Linked DNA regions of Homo sapiens: region 1 is linked to region 2. A link is a contact called in ENCODE Hi-C or POLR2A ChIA-PET data. All regions are on one chromosome and are shown on one strand. Each heading gives the region's core, a stretch centred on a gene start or an enhancer-like site at or near the end of the contact. The rest is flanking DNA. Distances are from core to core; before and after follow the strand shown.

The links. A loop is a pair of places that touch in the nucleus more often than their neighbours do. ChIA-PET counts read pairs that join two places held with the same protein, here RNA polymerase II (POLR2A). Pooled maps may share reads with other maps.
Region 1: a map of endothelial cell of umbilical vein shows a loop between it and region 2 (4-fold over the local background). The contact joins two enhancer-like sites. A Hi-C loop is called at or near these places in 5 of 168 maps with a recorded cell type or tissue (MCF 10A, endothelial cell of umbilical vein, esophagus muscularis mucosa and 2 more) and 7 of 50 pooled maps. POLR2A ChIA-PET finds 5 or more read pairs at or near these places in 7 of 52 experiments (GM12878, HEK293T, K562 and 4 more).

What each region holds. Positions count from the first base shown.
Region 1 is chr6:21,842,726-21,848,643 of GRCh38, forward strand. The region is part of intron 4 of CASC15 (cancer susceptibility 15); the gene reads left to right. Among named protein-coding and RNA genes, the nearest start is that of CASC15, 180 kb to the left of the region's middle. RefSeq lists enhancers at 4,332-4,381, 4,412-4,541. Within about 2 kb of position 4,111, at least 4 of the 41 ENCODE cell types and tissues checked have a DNase peak (open chromatin) inside an H3K27ac peak, as active enhancers do; they include endothelial cell of umbilical vein and heart right ventricle, where a contact is called at or near this core.
Region 2 is chr6:21,882,408-21,888,227 of GRCh38, forward strand. The region is part of intron 4 of CASC15 (cancer susceptibility 15); the gene reads left to right. Among named protein-coding and RNA genes, the nearest start is that of CASC15, 220 kb to the left of the region's middle. Within about 2 kb of position 3,209, at least 13 of the 41 ENCODE cell types and tissues checked have a DNase peak (open chromatin) inside an H3K27ac peak, as active enhancers do; they include endothelial cell of umbilical vein and heart right ventricle, where a contact is called at or near this core.

The DNA of each region.
Region 1 (5,918 bases), core at 2,861-5,360, 39 kb before region 2:
TGGGTCCAATCACTAGGCAGTTAGTCTCCAAATAGCCTTGTGATTTATGATATAGTCTAAGTGGAATCAAAATTGGAGCCTGGATTCTCCATGCCATTTCTGACTTTTCTGAGTGTGGGTGTGTTGTAAATATGTAGGTTGGATGGGAGTTGAAGATCCTAAGAAATGTAAACAACAGCCCTGTCTTTGAAGAACTGGAGGAAGGCTCAGGGTTATGAGGATGGAACATGGAGTAAGGGGTGTGATTATAATGAGTGAAAGACATCTCTTTGATGGATGGTATTCCACCCAGTGGGTCTCACACCTGGCCATACCTCATCACACCTTTGTTTGCACATACCTGACATCATTGGCAAATCTAGGTCTCTGGATGCTTCCCAACACTGGCACCCTGAGCTGAAGCTAATTCTGTCACCATGATTAGCTGTGTACAGATAACTTATCTATGACAATTAAAAAAAAATCCATGATTGGCTTTTTGCTGTTGCCAGCCAGCCACTGTCTGCAGTTGTTACTTGGCTTGTGTGGAGGGAATATAAAACTTAAAATTATTCTAAAGTAAACTTAATTAGGGAGGGAAATTTGTAGCCAACTTACCACCCTCATATAATGCAACCAAAACCAAATGTAAATGATTTTTGGATGATCCAAATTAGTTCTCCCTTCTGCCAGCTCACATGGAGCACCAAGATTAGAGAGTAATAAGAAGGCCTTCTAATAGGTAGGTTTTGGAACGGATTTCATTTGCATTAGGAAAGAGCATTGGGAAGAGTGCCCTTTAGAAACACTTGCCCACATATTTATTTTTGGATTTATGATACCAGCATACTGCATTTTAATTTGTTCCTTTTTGTTGAGTGCTCAGATTTTTATGTCTGGCTTTTTATTTTGTCTTGTGAATTTGTATAACTTTCAAAATGACAACACCCATTGCTTAGCATAAGGGACAAAAGAAACTCTTTTTTTTTTTCCTCCCCTCTTGTGCCTTTTTAAAATAAGCTATCTAACAAAGACACAATTTTTTCCCTCCCTCTCCTAAGCCCCAGATGACCTAAGGATTTAGAGGTCTGAGGTCAGATTTCTTTCTTCTTTGCTTCACAGACAACTGTCTCTTCTTTATATTGTGATCTTTCTGATTTGTATAGGGACTCGGCAGGTAGAAGAATGTGTGTGTGTGGGTTGTGTGTAAAATATGTACGCTTTCACATGCGGCGGGGGCATCTTTATGCTTTGGCTCAGATGGCGCATATGAAAGAAATTAGGTGATTCTAATTATATAGCCCCCAAATAGTGAGGATCCCAATTCTTCTCCTTCCCTCTTTGAATCTATTTAATAGTTTACCTTTGAACCAAGTTAATTAGGAAAAGGGACAGGCTACAGTCATTTCATTTGGCTGTTTTTGGCATCCAGGAAAGTGTGGGGTGGGGAGCTCATCAGAGGGAAACCAAGGGAAGCTCGTAGACATTGAACTTGCTCTGATCAGATTATTAATTTTCTTCTCCTTGTACGTTGTTAAATCTGTAGAAAAGGAACATCAGCTCAAGATCTGTCGCTCTGGCTCCGGGCCAGCATGCCAAATTCTGTCATCTTTGCAGCATGGCCAAGCATCTTTATTACATGTTATAATTCTGGTTTTTGAGCTTGATCCAGTGATCCTGCTACAGCATCAGATGGTTTGGGATGTGGAAAAAGAAGAGGGCTATATTCATCTGTAGATGAGGTTTGGGGAGAATTGTAAGAGCCAGAAAGGTGGAGTGGTTGTCTAGGGCAGGGACTTTTCATGGATGCTACAGACACCTCCTTTGTGCTGCCTCGAATTTGAAATGCATTATTAATTTCTGTTCAATACAGATCGTTGATGTCAAACCAAAAATAAATGTGGGCCCTACTCCTGCTCTGGCCATTACATCTCTCAGCAGCCCAGCAATTAGCACCAACCTTGAGAACAGAGTGCCATCATTGATGTGACAGTTTCGTCCCTATTGTCCTGTTCCTGGGTGCATGGGTGACCCTTGACCTCCATTGGTCTCGGAGTGGGAAACTGAACTTATGAACTGTTCGGGCTGCGCTGGCCTCAGATTAACCTGGGCAAGGTTAACTTTCTCACTCTCTTCTTCAAAAGTGCTTTAGAGGGTGAGGAAGTACTAGGAGTAAATAATAATTTTAAAAAATGGTTGGGAGGGGAAAAACAATTGCATCAATTTCCTGAGTACAGACACCCCTAACCTGCCTTTTGCAAATAATCTCCCTTTTGTCTGCTCTTAGGGGTTTTGCAGATGAAGCCTTGGCTTTGGCTTGTCAATGAGGACTTTTCAGAAGCTCCAGAATGCCTTTAGCGGCTTTGCAGGAAGCGGTGACACAAAGTTCCAGCCAGTCTCCCCCTCCTTCCACTTATTGTTTCAGAATTGTCAGAAAACAGGCTGGGATGAGGAGGAAGAGCTACTGTGAGGGCTTTTTTTTTGTTGTTAGTTTGGCTGCTGAATGAAAGCAAGCACTTTATTTAGAAGTGAGTAGGGAGGGAAATGCAGCTTAGGGTTGACACCCTTCTGGTGCTTATCCATAAATATGAAATGGTGTTAGAACACCAGACACCAGAGAGCTTTCTGATTGGCTGTTGGTGATGTCATCATGTCATTAATACTGTGCTCAGAAAATAAACTGATCCGCCTGTTTTCCTTCTTTCTCTCTTTCTTTCTTTCTTTCTTTCTAGCTGAAATGTATGAAATCCATTTTGTAATCTAAAATGAGGTGCTTCAGTCAGGACATTTCGAAAGAATTATTATGTTTCTCATGTGTTCAGAGTCATTTTGGTATTCACTTGAGCAAAGCAATAGTCACCCACAAGTATTCAGCCTATCTTGTCTTATTGCTTAAAAGTAAAGGCAGACGCTATTCAACACCTGGGTACCAACAGTTGACATTTACCCACATTAAGTGCTAAGGCTGTAGATGAGGATTTCTTCTTGTCGGCCTTTAAACATCCTAGTAAGCCCAGGGCCAACGCTGGCACAGGGGAAGGTGAGGGATGTGGGTGAGTAATAAGGAGTGCTTTCTTTTTTATTTTCTTATAAACTAATTTTGTTTCTCTACCTGTGATAACTCTGCAGTCCAATTTAAACCTGCCTGCTTTTCCACTTAATGCATGCTCATCTGATCTGTTAGCCTTATAATTGTGTTTCAGCAGGAGGAATACACTTGTGGCATGTCCAAGGTGTGTGTGTGTGTGTGTGTGAAAAATCCAATAGCATTCTTGATATGCAGGAGTGAAATTCTCGGGAGGAAAGCCACTGCCAAGCAACACTCTAACCTCTGCATTGATTTTGGATGCCTAGAGGTCTGGAAGATTTGACAGTTCTCCATTCCTACTGCTTCACTCTCATCCAAGAAGGAATACTGTTTCGATTAATCATTGGGAAGCATTTTGGATAGATATAGCTCTGTGTGTTTTCTTTAAATTAAATATAGAACTGTCCTTTTGAGGGAAAGCCGTGATTCTTTATTGTCAGAAAGTTTGGCTAGAATAACCTTCCCTTTTCTTGTAATATTTAACTTTGCTTGTGAGTAACTATAACAATTCACTTCCTTGCATGCCAGTGTCCTCTTGGGTAGAATCTCCTAATAACATGTACAAATGTTATGTAAATCCCCCCTCCCCCACAAGATGTTTATTGAGTGAAAATGCCTCTAAGATTTTATTCCATTACTGTCAAAATGTCCAAGGTTATTTTACGCATGCTGTGGACATATTATTTGGATTAGCAAAATGTCTAGCAAGCAGGTATAACTGATTCTGGCATGCAACTGTAATCTCTTGTTACAGGGAGACAGTGCATTCCTTTTCAAGGTTACCCTCATTTTTTTGCAAGGTTATAAACCATAGATTTAGGAATCACTGGGGTCAAAGGGAAAAGGGAAAGACAATGAGCCCCATTCATCCTTATGAGCCCTAATGAGTATAGAGATAGTATATTTTCCAGGTTAGAGCCCCATCTCTGACAGGCTTTAATTATCTATGAGCTGAAACAAGAAGCAATATAAACATACAAAAGCATTTCAGGAACAGGTTTTTGAAGGAGATGAATCACCCAAGTTGGTGTCCCACTCAGCCCTTTTGCAAGGGGCCAGCTCCCTCCATTCTGCCTGCCACTTGATCACGTGACAGCTGTTTGCAGACTAAAGGAAAGAAACAATCATTCACTAGCAGGAAACCCAATCCCGGGCAGGTGCAGTTTGAGTAACGACTCTAGGCCTGAAGGTCAGAATGGCTGCAAAGACCTAAGCTTTTGCAGATGGTCTGAGTGGGAGGAGCCAGGTTCAATAACCCTTCTGTAGCCCCCAGGTTGGTCCTTCCTCGGGGAGGGTGCTACCACTTCTCCAGATACTGCTGAACTTTTGAACCCAAGTACAGTACGCTATTTAGGATGTTTGTCATTTATAGCTTTTAGATAAAGCAGTAGCGGATTTTAAGGAAACAGTAGACAGATCCATTTTCCTTTTCCTCCAGTGATGTTAGTGATCTAATTAGAAGTCAGTGTTTTAGCAGCTTCCTCTCTATGTGCTTTGGGTTCTTTTTTTCTAAGAGACGCCTATGGACATGAACAAAAGCCGGATGTTGCACTAGGGCTTCTGAACAAGTGCTCTGCATTAGATACGTCTGGAGTTTACACACCACGCTTTCCTCTGTGCAGACCAAATGAGAGCCTGCCGGGTGTTACGACTCCCTGTGTCCATTGTCAAAGCTGTATTTTCACTGCCTTGAAAAGTGCCCTTCTGCCACTTCATTTTATATCCATTACCAGTGGCCACTTTTTCTATTTATATTGCTTGGAACTAATTGAGATTCCAGGTGCACAAGTGTGTCACACGCAAGGGCTTGGGTACTTGGGCAAGTGTAACAATAGTTCAGGAAGAGATGATCAGCAGCCACCCTTTCTGGGTTGAGGAAACCTCCAAAAAAACCGAATAGAAAGTATCAAATACATAAATTTGAAGGGAGAATATATGAGCCTGGCATCTTCTCAGCTGCAACCTGATTTATTGAAAAAAATGGTGATTGGGGGAAAGTATAGAATATTTGCTTGAAGGAATCCACTTCTCTGAATAGCTCCCTCGTTTCTGTGGCTTGGAGACTGAGACTTAGAATTCCACAATTATACTGTATAGATGAGCCTTGTTCTATATTTGGGATGTAATCTCCACACTCAGGAGCTACATATGGCCGTGAGCACCCACTTAAGAGCTAAAAATGTAAGTTACCGCCTACTTTGTCCTGAATTGGAATCATACATAATTGCTCTATGCTTTAAAAAATCTTCCTTTGAGGAAAGAGTTCAAGATCAAATTGTTAGTGGGTAATCTTATATGAAGCCAAGTATCACTAGCTGTTGAAAGAAGCTACATAAATACTTGTTGTTGAACAAATAAAATAAATGAAGGAAGAATTCACATCTCTCATTACTTAATCAGAAAGTAACATGGTGAGTCAGGAAGCTGTAGGCTTATCCTAGAAGTAAATACCCATCATGAAATGGGCAGAGATCTGGAAGCAGGAACCGATGGGGTGGACTCCTAGAACTAATGAAAATGGAAAGTATGCAAAGTCCAGTGGTTTCTAAATTTGGCTGATCATCAGAGTCAGCTTATGAGCTCTTAAAAACAAAAATAGGCTGGGTGCAGTGGCTCATGCTTGTAATCCCAGCATTCTGGGAGGCTGAGGTGGGCGGATTGCTTGAGCTGAGAAGTTCAAGACCAGGCTGGGCAACATGGCAAAACCCTGTCCCAACAGGAAATACAAAAATTAGTTAGTCATGGTGGTGTGCACCTGTAGTCCCAGCTACTTGGGAGGCTGAGGTGGGAGGATTGCTTGAGCTCAGGGACGTAGAGGCTGCGGTGAGCTTTGATTGAGCCACTGCACTCC
Region 2 (5,820 bases), core at 1,959-4,458:
AGAAACCAACATAGTTCTCAGTACTCTAACTCTGGGAATCATCTCTATATCCCAGCCCCAAAACCTACAGTGGAAGATTGGCTGTTTTGTCAATATCTCATGTAAGAAACTCTTCCTTTGAGAAAAACTATAGCAGTGAGGACTTAGGATTTCTTCGTGTTTATCCCAGAATGCTGAGGGAATTCAGGAATCATATCTTTCAGTATCTCAGAACCCTACACAGTGCCCGTCTTTTTAGTGTGGTTTTTCAGTTGGATTGCGTTTCTGAGGCCCCTGTAGGAATCTTCCTTTGGAATCTTTATAAACCAGATAGAATCTAATTGGTGAGAGAAGCCAGAGAATCCAATAAACCTTGTCCCTTCTCTCTTACTGTACTATATCCATCTATACCTATTTTTTAGGTTTAAGTTGTTTTAAACTCTAAAGGTAGAGTAAACATTAAATTGTATGTTTTACTGTTCACATTTAGCAATGGTAAATTGCTAAGAGAATTAAAAAAATAAGAAACCCTACCTTTCAGTAATAGGCTGGTGAAGTATCATTAAATCCTTAGAAATCAAAAAGAAATGGGCAAAATTCAAGATATTGTGAGTACCTTGTTAGGATAATCGTGGTAGAGACTTCTGTCTGCCTATATCTATCCCGATTTTCTTTCTTTTTTCTTTTTTCTTTTTTTTTTTTTGAGACAGAGTCTCGCTCTGTCTCCCAGTCTATAGTGCGGTAGCACCGTCTTGGCTCACTGCAGCCTCTGCCTCCAAGGTTCAAGTGATTCTCCTGCCTCAGCCTCCCTAGTAGCTGGGATCACAGGCACGCGCCACGAAGACTGGCTAATTTTTTTGTATTTTTAGTAGAGACAGGGTTTCACTGTGTTGGCCAGGCTGGTCTCGAACTCTTGGCCTCAAGTGATCCACCCGCCTTGGCCTCCCAAAGTTTTGGGATTACAGGTGTGAGCCACATACCCAGCCCTGATTGTTTCTTTGTGGATGGTTGGGCTGTTTAAGAAACATGGATTTTTTTTTTTACTGTCTCCACTTAGAATTTTGTTGTTCAGGTCTTTTTCTATGAGTTCCATAGCAATATTTTGGCCATGATTCTTGCTTGGACTTGATATTTTTAGGCTTCGTGAGGATTTATCATTCTATCGTCTAGGCATCCTGCCTTCTGATCATTCTCCTTGTTGCTTCCATGCTGGAAGTGATGCTAGAGGCACAGGTCTGTGCAATTACTTCTACACCGTAGGTACCTGGGGTGCTTAATGGCAGAGACTGTATTTGTCAGTTGGTGGTTTAGACAAGTTACAGGTAAAACACTATGAAAGCCTCTGTCTAGATTCTTATCTCTCTTTCTCTAGCAGAATCAAACAGACAGAAATGAAGTTGAATGCTGGGAAGTCTTTGTTTAAAAAAGTGGTTGCTGTTGTCTAGAATCACAGAGACACTCAGAAGGAATTGGGACTGGATGTGGAGGAAAGACATCATAAAACTTTACATTGAAAGCCAAAGATGTGAAGTTAGGCCTAGTCAAGTGTTAATTCTGAAAGATCAAAACACATCATCCTGGACTGTGAAGGTGTGCCTTCTGTAAGTTAAATGGAATGAGATCTTCTTCAGTGCACCTGATGTCTTGGGAAGGGTGAGTTGAGGCGTGGTGGATGTGAAACATGATCTCATTATAAATGTTCCCATTTGTTTTATGTGTTCAGTTTGTTTTGTGCTATCTAGATAGGAAATCTAAAGGCTGAGAAAATGTCTGCTGTAGACATGGCAGTGATTCTTTGATACTAAATAGTTGGAGGGGAGCCGAGTGATTGCGTGACTTATTTTTAGACAATATAGGGACTCCCTTGCAAAGGGAGGAGTTGGGAAGAATAGACGTGTTAGGAACCAGGTTAGCCTGGAGATTTCTCTGGTTACCTGAAGCTGGAAAAATATTGGAAGAAGAAATTATTCAATGAGAACTCATGCAGACCTGAGTCTCCAGTTATGCCTAAGTGGCCATGTCAGATCTGTGAACCTCTCTGCTGGCTTCTTAACAAACCCATATTTTTACAAGGAAGATGATCTGGGTTAGAGGAATTATTAATTATATTTCAGCTCACAAATTCCTCTTTACTATCACCCCTTTAGCCCCATGTAAACTCTGTTAGGGTTTGGTTAAGTGTAGAAACTGATATGTAAGCAAGAGTAAGAAGATGAAGTCACTTATCTGGAAATTTCTTTAAACCTTTAATTATTGTAAACAAAAGATCTGGTCTCTTTGGAGCTGGTAGTAATGTCTTAGTTTTGTGGCTGTTAGTTTTTTGACTCTATCAGACTGAGTCATTGTTTTATTTGAAGATCTAGAATAACATCATCTACAAAGAAATGATTACAGTAATTGATCTTGATACTGCCTCCTCCTAGTTGTATTTATATAATTATCTAAAAGGGTTTTTAATAGAATTACTGCAACAAGCCTGAAAAAGTCTGTGCTAAGTGGTAACACCTTGAAACAGGATCAATATGATCCCGCCTTCAAGGGGCTTTTGGATTTGTCTAGCCTACTATATGGCTGAGTACTAGACTCAGTTATCCCATTCCTCAGCAAAAGAAACTACAGAAGTTTGAGGGAATATCAGACTCTTGGCACACAATTGACATTTAGTAAACACTTGATAGGCAGTTGGTAGTGGGTGGCAGCATTCACAGATGAATTCTGAAGTAGATGGTGAATGATGCTGAGATTTTCTTTACCAGTCCTGGTGACACTGCCTGAGCTCACATGATAAGATCCTGGTAGAGTAGCATTTATTCTTCTTTTGCAGACTCAGCTAAGAGGACTTTGCAGTTGAGGCTGAATCTTGATCCATGTAGTCCATTCCCGATGGTGCTATTTAGAAGGCCTTTTGTTGTCTGAGCAAAGTTGTCTTCCTGGCCTTACTACTGAATCTTGGCAAAGGATCAATGGGTAAGCCCCATCCTCCAAAGATCTCATATAACATAACTGGTATCAGGACACTGATTACATGCAAGCAGTTCCCACATGAAGAGCTTTAAAATTGAGATTTTTCTTTGAAATTTAAAAGAAGGTGGAATAAAAATGTGCTTGCTTTCCAACATAGATCGATTAGCTGGCACGGAGAGAACACCGGCCTTTGAAATCTATAGGCATCCTGTTGCAGGCCTGACCCAGCTGACCCTGGGAGATTAGTAATGGTCTGTGCAGCCTGCTCTGTCAGCAAGTCTGGCAGGGTGTGCACAGATGGTGCCAGTTGGAGAAAATCACTGCCGAACAGTGCACTAAAGCCTCTGCCTTGGCCATTCTGCCTTGGAGGAGGAGCCGAGAGTGAGACTGGGTGGTTTACAGACGTGTTCCTGCCAAATGCCTTGGAAGAGACCTCAGAGGATACCAGTCCGGGTTTAGGATGCATTTGCTGATTATTACTTAAGTAATGTTTTCTTGTCATAGCTTAGGCCTTCCTGAGTTGTTGGGCATCTGGGATTTTTACAGGGTCTGTGGCCTTGGGGTTGTTCTGAAAGGGAATTTGAAATGAGAACTGATCTCATTCCAAGGAGTCAAGCATAATGCAATACTTGTTTTCCTAGAGTCAATCAGCCTAGGGAAAATGCGAGTAGGCTGGAAGCGGGGAGGAGGAGGAGTCTGAGAGTTTGAGTAATCAACTTAACCCAGGGGTAAAAAGAATTTTATTATAGAAAGCAGCACACATGACCTCTGTCCTTCCAGCTGCCACCAGTTTCTGGGTTGTCGAGTGATACCCTGAAAGTTTACAGTCAACACTCCTTGTGTGGGGTCAGTCCTAGAAATGGCGACGCTGCTCTCCGAAGATAGGAAAGAAAAGGACCTCATTCCATTGAGCCATTGACCGAAATATTTTCTCAACAAAGTTGAACTGAGCTGAAACTGTAAGCCTGTTCTTCCTAATTAGACATTTTATTCTTTGAAAATTCTACTTGGAGTTGCGTTGAAAAGTCAAAGTTGAGGAAATGCATCTTTCTAAAATACTTCCCTCTGAGCTGTATTTCAACAGGTTGAGGACAGGCTGAAAAAATATTAATGTTGAATGAAAGATGTGAGGGTGTCTGGGTGTCTGTAATTACAGAGGGTAACTGAATCAGTGAGTGGACTTTTCCCATTCCCAACTTTTTTGGTATTCTTCCTGCCACAACTTTGTCTTTTAAGTCTCCATCCAGGTTAGTTCTGGCTTTGTAGTTCGTTACTGTTTAACAGACTTGTTTGATTCCTTTTGTGTTGTTTTATGAACTGTGGTGTTGTTTCACTCTGGAAGAATTTTCCTTGGAGATGCTGCTGCTGTGAAATGAGAACTTCTCTTTTGGGTTTTTGAATGACCACCCCCACCCAAAGATACAAAGAAACCTATCGTGTTCAGTGCACTCTAGTGCTTTTGAAATTGGTGTATGGGAGCATGCTCTGGAGGGAGAGCTGAGAGAATGAACAGGGCATTTGCCAACCTCACACAGTGAGTGCAGACTGACACATACAGCAATACTTGCTGGAATCTGGAAGAGAGAGATAGAAAGCACACTTAAATCAGACAGAAGTGTAACTTTTCTTGTTTAATAGAGCATAGCTCAGGCATGATAGCTTTATTGACAAGATGGGAGGCCGAAGAAAGGAGAGAAGTCAAGGATGACTCAAAGTATGAGTTAGGAGAAAGCAGTGGGTACTGAAATACTTTGGCAAGAGGAAGATGAGGAGTTCAGTTTTAAGTAGTTTGTTTTTGAAATGTCCATTAGGTCTTTGGATATCTGGGTCTGGGTTTGATCAGAGAGGTCTGGGATGGAGATAGTAATTTCAGAGTTGCTGACACACAGCTGGTGATGAAGCCACAAGAGTGAATAAGGTAGCACAGAGAACGAAGAGAAATGGGAGTGGATGAAATTTGGTATAGAACTAAAAGCACACTGTGATTTCTCTCCCGCGCTGGTATTTGAACAATGACATGTATTTGCCTAGAGAAGACAAATAACAAAAATGACTGGGTGATTGTGTGTGGATCACGCTTGTTATATCTTTGATAGGGAAATTCAAAACGGTCTGTGGAAGTGTAGAAATAAATTCTTGAAAATGACCCTGAAGTAGATTTTTGGAGTGCTTTGGTCCGTTTCACAGATGCTTTACCATTTGAAGTAGATGCCAAAACAAACGAGAAGATAGATAGCTCAGGGTTTGTAGTACATGAAGCCAGCATCTGCTAGTTTATTTAGTAGCAGGAGCAGGAAGAGCAGAGGGAGAAGAGTGCAGCAGCCGCCAAGAATAAAACCTGGTCAAGAGGCCACATCAGCCCAGCTTGGCAGACGGGCCTGGTGGCTTTGGTAATTATACTGGTGCCTGCTGTATGTGGGCCTTTTCCACTGAGTTTAAAAAAGGCTTTCCTCTAACTACCAGGTCTCCCAGCAGTTGGGCCACTTTTGCCCTCGGTGGTTTTTCCCTGTGGAATATTTGCCGTGTCTGTGCTCCGTGGCTGTGTTTGCTGACTCCAGGGTAATACCCTTGGCCCTGCTGTTTCATGTGGCTCCTGCCCGTCTCCCCCTCCTGACTTAGCTCATAGAAGGTTTGTGAGGACATGCCCTTCGGGAAGAGCCCAGGAGAAACCACATGACTGCATGGCTAGACCAGCACACGTGGACTTGACCAAAGCCTTGTCTTTTTCCTTCTCTCCACCTCCCTCCCTTTTTAATCTATTAGTACTTTTGACATAAATAATATGTAACTGACTCAGATCTACAGAAATATCATGGCAAGGCACATACCTAGTGATGAGGGCCCATTAGCACTGAGACTTCCTTTGGGTTAATAATT